Linked DNA regions of Homo sapiens: all the other regions are linked to region 1. A link is a contact called in ENCODE Hi-C or POLR2A ChIA-PET data. All regions are on one chromosome and are shown on one strand. The core of a region is the stretch at or near the end of the contact, and the rest is flanking DNA. Distances in the headings are between cores, read along the strand shown.

Region 1 (2,831 bases), core at 240-2,739:
GCCACAACCTTTCTTCATTTAAAATCTAACTCAGTTCAATCAGGAAGGTCACTTACCTTGAAAGTCTTCCTTCTTTAGAGCTGGGGTGCATGGTGTTCTTGTTGGCAGAGTAGAAATGAGATATCAAGGAAAAAGAAACTGTAACACAACTGGGAACCCTTAACTCATTGTAAGAACTGCCTCCAAATCAACTTCCTCAAAAACTAAAGAACTCTTCGGGAGAGAGAGACTGGCTGATAAACAATCTAAGGGGAAAACTTTTAAAGATTGTAACACTAAAAATAATTCCGTAAAACTACAATGCAAGTCTACTCAACAAAACTTTAAAAATATAATTTTATTTTTCTTTCAAGAGATCATGGGAAAATCTACTATTTTCGTTTAAAATATATAACTTCTATTTGTTACTATATTTGGATTTGAGCTACTACTATTCTGGATTTGTTCCCATGTATCTGTGGAACCAGGCAGCTAATTAATCTTTACTCAGCATCTCTGGTATTTCTTGAATGAAAATGGAATGGATTGGTGGAATTAATGGCTAGATGTTTAGAAGACACTACTTACTTTGTTATTTTCTCTGTATAATGATGAAAGCCTACAACTATACAGAGACATAAACGAGCCAGGGTGACAGGTTGGGAAAGATGAAGAGGGAGGAGGAAAGGATAGGCTTGTAGCCCTCATCCGGTCAAATTCCCAACTTTGAGCTTCACTTTATTGTAAAATTAGAGGCTAAAACTATTTAACGCTTCCAAAACTTTTTGATTCAACAAATGCCAATTAGTTACTAACATAATTAATCAGTGTATCCTGATTTTTAAAAGATATTTTCCTTTGTGATTTAAAAGAAACATGGGAGTTGGAGTTGCAGCGTCAGTCCTGAAGGACTGACCTCGGGAGGCCAGGTAGGAACTGATAAACTGGCAACAAAATCACATGTTTTCAACTGAATATACTGATATTCAAGCGTCCAGAAAAACAATTTCGAGCCTACGTTCACAAGTTTGCCAGAAAGCCCTATTATTGACACAGCTGCGGATCTCAGACATCTGAGTTAGTCAGCACCATTCTGCTGGAGGGGATTAAGACTGGACGCTTCGAGCGGAGTTGGGAATGTTATCATCTGAGGAAACTAAAAGGCGCCAGCAGTAGGACTTTCTCCAAGGTCTCTGACAAAATATGTTGCGGGAAAAGTCAACCCGCCCCAAATTCCCCCGTGTGGCCCTAACTCGAGGCTCTGGCTCCTCGCGCCGGCAAGCTGAGGAAGAGACGGTCCCCTGCGATTTAGATACAAACGCGCGCGTGCAGGGAAGGCCATCCCAGGGCAGACACTGCCACCTCCGCCGCTTCCGACGCCCGCGCTCGCGGGAGAGCCTAGCGCCGCACGGGAACCTCCCGACCACCGCCGCAGCGCGGATGGGCGTCCCCGGGAGCCAATGGACGCGCCGGGAGGCGGGGCAGGGAGGCCGAGGGGGCGGGATTTCCCGCACGGCCGCTCGGCGCCTGGAGAAGGCTGTGCGGGCGGGGACGGCTGCAGCCCTTGCCGGAGAGGGCGGGCCGGGGTCAGCTGCGGCGGGCGGGCCGGCGCGGGGAGCTGTGGGCGGCAGCTGCGTCTCCTGCCACCGCCCTCCCTCCGCCACGATGCCGGGGATCGACAAGCTGCCCATCGAGGAGACGCTGGAGGACAGCCCGCAGGTGAGGCGCGGGAGCTGGTGGGCGACGAGGGAGAGCCCAGCTGGCCGACCCCAGGTCTGGCGCCTCCGCGGCTCCCGCAGGTGCCCGCCCCGGCCCAGGTGGGGGCCGCCGCCGCCCTAGGTCACCGCCCGTCGCAGGCCGCGCCCGGAGTTGTGGAGGCTGGGCCCGCCGCCCAAGGCCCGCGTGGGCCTGCTCGGCTGGGCCGAGGGCCGCAGGCGGAGACCGAGCCGCTGGTGCTCGTGGGCCGGGCGGTCACGTACGCGCGCGGGTCCTTTTTATTTGACGAAAGGCGCCGTTTTTATCGCGGTGATGTGAGGTGCCAAATCTCGATCCTGGAATTTTCTCCCTGAGAACCTCTTCAGAAAAATTGCAGAAGGGAGAGAAACCCCGATAGTCTTATTTAATGATTTCCGAGGCTCAGCAAGCTAAGGAAGGAAATGGATCGTTTTTCTTTGGGAGAGGCTGTAAGGTTGTGTGTGGAGCCCTAATGGCAAAGCCCGTGACGGGTCCCGGAGCCCAAGACCGCTCTCCCCGCCGAATGTGCCCGTGTCGCGGCCGTGACTGTGGTCGCTGTCACTCGAGCTGTGCACGGCGAGGGATGGACGGTGCCTTCGCCGCTCCGCGACTGCTGCGCTGCTCCCTGCAGACTTGGCCTTAATAAACTCATCAAAATAAAAGCCCTGTGTTCTGTGCGTCGGAATGATGCTGATGTGGTTGCTCTAGCTTAAGACAGTTTTGGAAAATGTAACCATTTAATATGTTTTCAGTACTGCAGAATGAAAGCAGCTATATTTTTTAAAATGTTGGCAGGGGCTGTAACTTGCATAGGGAAAACTTCATCTCTAAGCCGTTTTACACGATAATTTAAACGGTTTAAGACGGTGTTGCTGGTTGGACACTATTTAGAATGAAACATTTCTGAATTGTTGCTGATTTAGAAATGCAGTTGCACCATTTCGTGTGTCTTTACAGTTGAACATGGCCCCCAAAGAAGAAAAGCAGAAGAGGTCTAGATCTCCTTTTCCTGGATGGCACTTCTGCCATGGATTTTGTGCCAATGTTAATTGCCAAGTTGAAATGGGGCTCTGATTGTAGAATTGATTTGTTCTTTTTTATTCTGAAAGTTATCTTCA
Region 2 (2,831 bases), core at 115-2,614, 940 kb after region 1:
TTTTATGTCAATAGAAAGATGTGAATTCCACAGGCACATCTTTGGTGGGTAGGGGGTGGGGGGATTGGGAGGGTCCTTGGCCTTGTCAGCCAAGGCCAGACTCATCCATTTGCCCAGAAAGCCAGATCCTAGTTGTATGGGGGTGGGATCCTAGGGGTTTAGAAGACATTATGGGTGTGAGATACAGGTGTGGTGGCTTTTGTGTTGGGGTGCGCGGGCTCTCCTGGGGTTACTGTGTAGGGTACTCGCCTGTCCTCTGGCTGAGAGACCCCTCTTGATCTGGCCATTCATGCCTGTCCCCCTCCCTCCTGTATCTTAGGCCAGCGTCTAGTTAGCCCTGGCTCAGCCAACGAGACCTCATCCATCCTGGTGGAGTCAGTGACCAGGTCGTCTACAGAGACCTGCTATAGCGCCATTCCCAAGGCATCCTCGGACGCCAGCAAGGTGACCTCTAAGGGGGCAGGGCTCTCAAAGGCCTTTGTGGGCCAGAAGAGTTCCTTCCTGGTGGACTGCAGCAAAGCTGGTAGGTGTCTGGGCCTTTTCAAGGGTGGGGTGGGGCAGGGGCAGGCTGGGCACCCTGGGTACACTGGCCTTCCCTGCTGAGGTCTCCTGCAGTGCCCACCCCCATGTAGGCCAGCCGTTTGCAAGTAACCATCGTCATGACCCTGTTCTCCTGCACTTAATATTTTTAAATGATTTCCTTCTCTTTTGCCTTTTGAACTTGGGTATTTATTTGGGTTTCAAGGGTCGGTTGCCTGGGTTCTGGCATCCAGTACACCTGGGCTGGAAACCTAGTACCGCCACTTCATTCATTCATTCGTTTGTTCTAAAACTTATTTAGCCATGTGACCTTGGAAAGTTATTAAATCTCTTTCCAAAAGTCAGTTTCCTCTTCTCGGAAGTACCTTCCTTAAGGTGCTTGTGAGAGTAAACAAGAAGATTCTCATAGCCAACACTTAGAATAGCCCTTACTGTGTGCTAGGTTTTGACACCCATAACTCTTAAACCTCACAACTAGTTCGTGAGGTATGTGCTGTTCTCATTCCCTGTTTACAGATGGGGAAGCTGAGCTAGGGAGAGGTGAGATTCCAGTCCAAGGTCACCCAGGTAGCAAGTGGCAGGGCAGGGATTCGAACCCACACCGTCAGGCTCTATGAGCCTCTGCTTGTAATTGCCACGCTCTCCCACCTCTTAGGGGCCCCAGCATTATCGTGGAAGCACCTTACCTTTGGCTCTCATATTTCCTCTTCTTCCTGTGCCTGTCCTGATGCATCCGGGTGGAGTAACCACCTTTTGCCTCCTAGGCTCCAACATGCTGCTGATCGGGGTCCATGGGCCCACCACCCCCTGCGAGGAGGTCTCCATGAAGCATGTAGGCAACCAGCAATACAACGTCACATACGTCGTCAAGGAGAGGGGCGATTATGTGCTGGCTGTGAAGTGGGGGGAGGAACACATCCCTGGCAGCCCTTTTCATGTCACAGTGCCTTAAAACAGTTTTCTCAAATCCTGGAGAGAGTTCTTGTGGTTGCTTTTGTTGCTTGTTTGTAATTCATTTTATACAAAGCCCTCCAGCCTGTTTGTGGGGCTGAAACCCCATCCCTAAAATATTGCTGTTGTAAAATGCCTTCAGAAATAAGTCCTAGACTGGACTCTTGAGGGACATATTGGAGAATCTTAAGAAATGCAAGCTTGTTCAGGGGGCTGAGAAGATCCTGAGTACACTAGGTGCAAACCAGAACTCTTGGTGGAACAGACCAGCCACTGCAGCAGACAGACCAGGAACACAATGAGACTGACATTTCAAAAAAACAAAACTGGCTAGCCTGAGCTGCTGGTTCACTCTTCAGCATTTATGAAACAAGGCTAGGGGAAGATGGGCAGAGAAAAAGGGGACACCTAGTTTGGTTGTCATTTGGCAAAGGAGATGACTTAAAATCCGCTTAATCTCTTCCAGTGTCCGTGTTAATGTATTTGGCTATTAGATCACTAGCACTGCTTTACCGCTCCTCATCGCCAACACCCCCATGCTCTGTGGCCTTCTTACACTTCTCAGAGGGCAGAGTGGCAGCCGGGCACCCTACAGAAACTCAGAGGGCAGAGTGGCAGCCAGGCCCACATGTCTCTCAAGTACCTGTCCCCTCGCTCTGGTGATTATTTCTTGCAGAATCACCACACGAGACCATCCCGGCAGTCATGGTTTTGCTTTAGTTTTCCAAGTCCGTTTCAGTCCCTTCCTTGGTCTGAAGAAATTCTGCAGTGGCGAGCAGTTTCCCACTTGCCAAAGATCCCTTTTAACCAACACTAGCCCTTGTTTTTAACACACGCTCCAGCCCTTCATCAGCCTGGGCAGTCTTACCAAAATGTTTAAAGTGATCTCAGAGGGGCCCATGGATTAACGCCCTCATCCCAAGGTCCGTCCCATGACATAACACTCCACACCCGCCCCAGCCAACTTCATGGGTCACTTTTTCTGGAAAATAATGATCTGTACAGACAGGACAGAATGAAACTCCTGCGGGTCTTTGGCCTGAAAGTTGGGAATGGTTGGGGGAGAGAAGGGCAGCAGCTTATTGGTGGTCTTTTCACCATTGGCAGAAACAGTGAGAGCTGTGTGGTGCAGAAATCCAGAAATGAGGTGTAGGGAATTTTGCCTGCCTTCCTGCAGACCTGAGCTGGCTTTGGAATGAGGTTAAAGTGTCAGGGACGTTGCCTGAGCCCAAATGTGTAGTGTGGTCTGGGCAGGCAGACCTTTAGGTTTTGCTGCTTAGTCCTGAGGAAGTGGCCACTCTTGTGGCAGGTGTAGTATCTGGGGCGAGTGTTGGGGGTAA
Region 3 (2,831 bases), core at 234-2,733, 780 kb after region 1:
AAAAAGGCTGGGCAAGGTGGCTCATGCCTGTAATCCCATCACTTTGGGAGGCAGAGGCTGGTGGATCGCTTGAGGTCAGGAGTTCAAGACCAGCCTGGCCAACATGGTGAAAGCCCGTCTCTATTAAAAATACAAAAATTAGCGGAGCGTGGTGGCGGGTGCCTGTAATCCCAGCCACTCAGGAGGTTGAGGCAAGAGAATTGCTTGAACCCAGGAGGAGGAGGTTGCAGTGAGCCGAGATTGCACCACTGGACTCTAGCCTGGGCAACGGAGTAAGACTCCATCGCAGGAAAAAAAAAAAAAAGGAAGATGTGCCTATGGAGAGAGGACTGTCTGAGGTCTGAGAGACTCCACCTGACATTGCAGGCTTGCTTTTCTGTTTTTTTTTTTTTTTTTTTTTTTTTTGAGACGGAGTTTTGCTCTGTCGCCCAGGCTGGAGTGCAATGGCACCATCTCAGCTCACTGTAACCTCTGCCTCCCAGGTTCAAGCGATTCTCCTATCTCAGCCTTCCCAGTAGCTGGGATTACAGGTACGCGCCACCACACCTGGCTAATTTTTGTATTTTAAGTAGAGATGGGGTTTTACCATGTTGGCCAGGCTGGTCTCGAACTCCTGACCTCAGGTGATCCACCCACCTTGGCCTCCCAAAGTGCTGGGATTACAGGTGTGAGCCATTGTGCCCAGCCCATTGCAGGCTTTCACAGAGAAAAGGGGCAGGAGTCAGGCGCGCAGGCAGCTTCTGGAAGTTAGAAAACACAAGGAAACAGATTCTTCCCTACAGCCTCCAGAAGGGAATGCATCCTGCCAACACTTTGTTTTTAGCTCAGCAAGACCTGTGTGGGCCATCGAACCTACAGAACTGAAGGATAATACATTTGTGGGTGTGTGTTTTCAAAGACACTAAGTTTTGGTAACTTGTTACAGCAGTAACTGGAAACTAAGACATGCAACAAGCCTTATTGTTCATTTTTACCACCACTACTGGGCTGTTGGTTATGGTGGAATTACACTTTTCTCTTCCATTAGGCTGTGTGAACTCCTTGAGGTTGTGCAATACGTTTGTCTGATTTACTACTGGTTAGCAGGCTCTGAGAAGAATGGCTGGTACACAGGCGGAGCTCAATAAAAGCCCTTACTGAATTTTATTCAATCTATATGTGGATGAAGACCTCCGCCCCGCGCGCCCCTCCCGCAAGTCCCACTGAGGCCCGACCCATTCTGTCCGGCTCCCAGCCCCCGCGGGTCCCCCCACCCCGGGGCTGACCGGGTGATTCAGGCAGCCCTACATCCTGCTGGGGTGGTGGGCTTCGAGCGCGGGTCCCAGGACGCAGTGGGGCGCAGTGCCTGCGGCAGGCGGCAGGAGGCGAGCGTGGCCCAGGAACTCCCGCGGGAGGGTCGGGACGGGGCGGGGCTTGGGGGCGGGGCGGCTCAGCGCGCAGGCGCGGGGCCAGGCGCCTCGCGCGGCCAGGGGCGGGCGGCCGCAGAGCAGCACCGGCCGTGGCTCCGGTAGCAGCAAGTTCGAACCCCGCTCCCGCTCCGCTTCGGTTCTCGCTCCTTCGGCCCTTGGGCCTCCAAACACCAGTCCCCGGCAGCTCGTTGCGCATTGCGCTCTCCCCGCCACCAGGATGCCGGTAACCGAGAAGGATCTAGCTGAGGACGCGCCTTGGAAGAAGATCCAGCAGAACACGTTCACACGCTGGTGCAACGAGCACCTCAAGTGCGTGAACAAACGCATCGGCAACCTGCAGACCGACCTGAGCGACGGGCTGCGGCTCATCGCGCTGCTCGAGGTGCTCAGCCAGAAGCGCATGTACCGCAAGTACCATCAGCGGCCCACCTTTCGCCAGATGCAGCTCGAGAATGTGTCCGTGGCGCTCGAGTTCCTGGACCGTGAGAGCATCAAGCTCGTGTCCATCGGTGAGTTCTCTGGCCGGGCCCAGGCGCCCACTGTGGTGCCGACCCGCCCCCGCGCGTGCACCCCTGCGGAGGGCGAGGATTTCCCGCAGCGCGCCCCCACCTCGGAGATAAGGGGGAGTCGTCCCCAGGGGTGGGTTATAGGGGGCCTAGACCCCCTCCCCGGTGTCTTCCCCTGGGATGGGACCTGTTGTGATCGCTCCCCGCCATCCGCCCCAGCAGTGCACCTTTGGCTGGCTAAGGGTTGAGGGTTTGGGCTGGGGTCACAGGAGGAGAGGTGGAGTTGTTGCATTTCTCTACACCTGGGGCGCCCCTATGGGAGCTAGGGGACTAGAAACCCTCGTTCGCTGTCCCCGGGGGCGGGCCCTAGGGTCAGATGCTCCGCGGAGTGCTCTCCCTGCTGCGCCCAGGTTGGTGCTCTCAGAGGCAGCTGAATGGGCGTTGGCTCGGAGGCCGGGCCGTGAGACCTGAGGAGGAACCGTTCTCTGCGCCTGGGGCCTCCCTGCCCAGGTGGAGACAGAGACCTGGTACCTTCCCCTGCCGTCGCTGGAATGGGTGTGGGCCCCGAGGTTGCAAGGGTAGGCGCGGGTGTGTGTCCTCGCTCTCTCTGCTCCCAGCTCAGCTCTGGCCGCGCGCCGCAGGTTGAACCCACTCCTTGCTGCCGAAGTTATAATTTAGAGATGGTGGTGGTAACAGTAATTGCTGTCTTGTAGGGAGCCCAACTAGCGTCCACTGTGTACCGTCAGCCTTCTAAGTTATCTCCGTCCCTACGCATCCTGCCATCTGGGGTGAGGCTAGACCCATTTTACAGATAAGGGGGTCCGGAGGGTTAATTGACCTGTCCAAGGTCAGCAAGTAGGGCCCAGCTGAGAACTGAAGGAAGTGGGCAACAGTTAGAAGGAGGCTTTGTTTTCCT

What was found. A loop is a pair of places that touch in the nucleus more often than their neighbours do. ChIA-PET counts read pairs that join two places held with the same protein, here RNA polymerase II (POLR2A). Pooled maps may share reads with other maps.
Region 2: a map of ascending aorta shows a loop between it and region 1 (3-fold over the local background). The contact joins the promoter of FLNB-AS1 here to the promoter of APPL1 in region 1. A Hi-C loop is called at or near these places in 1 of 168 maps with a recorded cell type or tissue (ascending aorta) and 2 of 50 pooled maps. POLR2A ChIA-PET finds 5 or more read pairs at or near these places in 1 of 52 experiments (endothelial cell of umbilical vein).
Region 3: a loop to region 1 is called in a pooled map, with 6 times the contacts of the local background. The contact joins the promoter of FLNB here to the promoter of APPL1 in region 1. A Hi-C loop is called at or near these places in 5 of 50 pooled maps. POLR2A ChIA-PET finds 5 or more read pairs at or near these places in 2 of 52 experiments (CD4-positive, alpha-beta T cell and SK-N-SH).

Annotation. Positions count from the first base shown.
Region 1 is chr3:57,226,240-57,229,070 of GRCh38, forward strand. APPL1 (adaptor protein, phosphotyrosine interacting with PH domain and leucine zipper 1) reads left to right here and starts at 1,490. Exons shown (of 22, transcript NM_012096.3): 1 at 1,490-1,698. The coding sequence starts at 1,645. It also overlaps a transcript of HESX1 not described here. RefSeq lists a silencer at 1,288-1,947.
Region 2 is chr3:58,169,271-58,172,101 of GRCh38, forward strand. It overlaps FLNB-AS1 (FLNB antisense RNA 1), which reads right to left and starts at 1,365. Exons shown (of 2, transcript NR_135534.1): 1 at 1,227-1,365. FLNB (filamin B) reads left to right here. Exons shown (of 46, transcript NM_001457.4): 45 at 320-523; 46 at 1,305-2,831. The coding sequence ends at 1,492. It overlaps LOC124909485, which reads left to right and starts at 2,507. Exons shown (of 6, transcript XM_047449435.1): 1 at 2,507-2,603; 2 at 2,801-2,831. The coding sequence starts at 2,507.
Region 3 is chr3:58,006,939-58,009,769 of GRCh38, forward strand. It overlaps FLNB (filamin B), which reads left to right and starts at 1,484. Exons shown (of 46, transcript NM_001457.4): 1 at 1,484-1,918. The coding sequence starts at 1,627.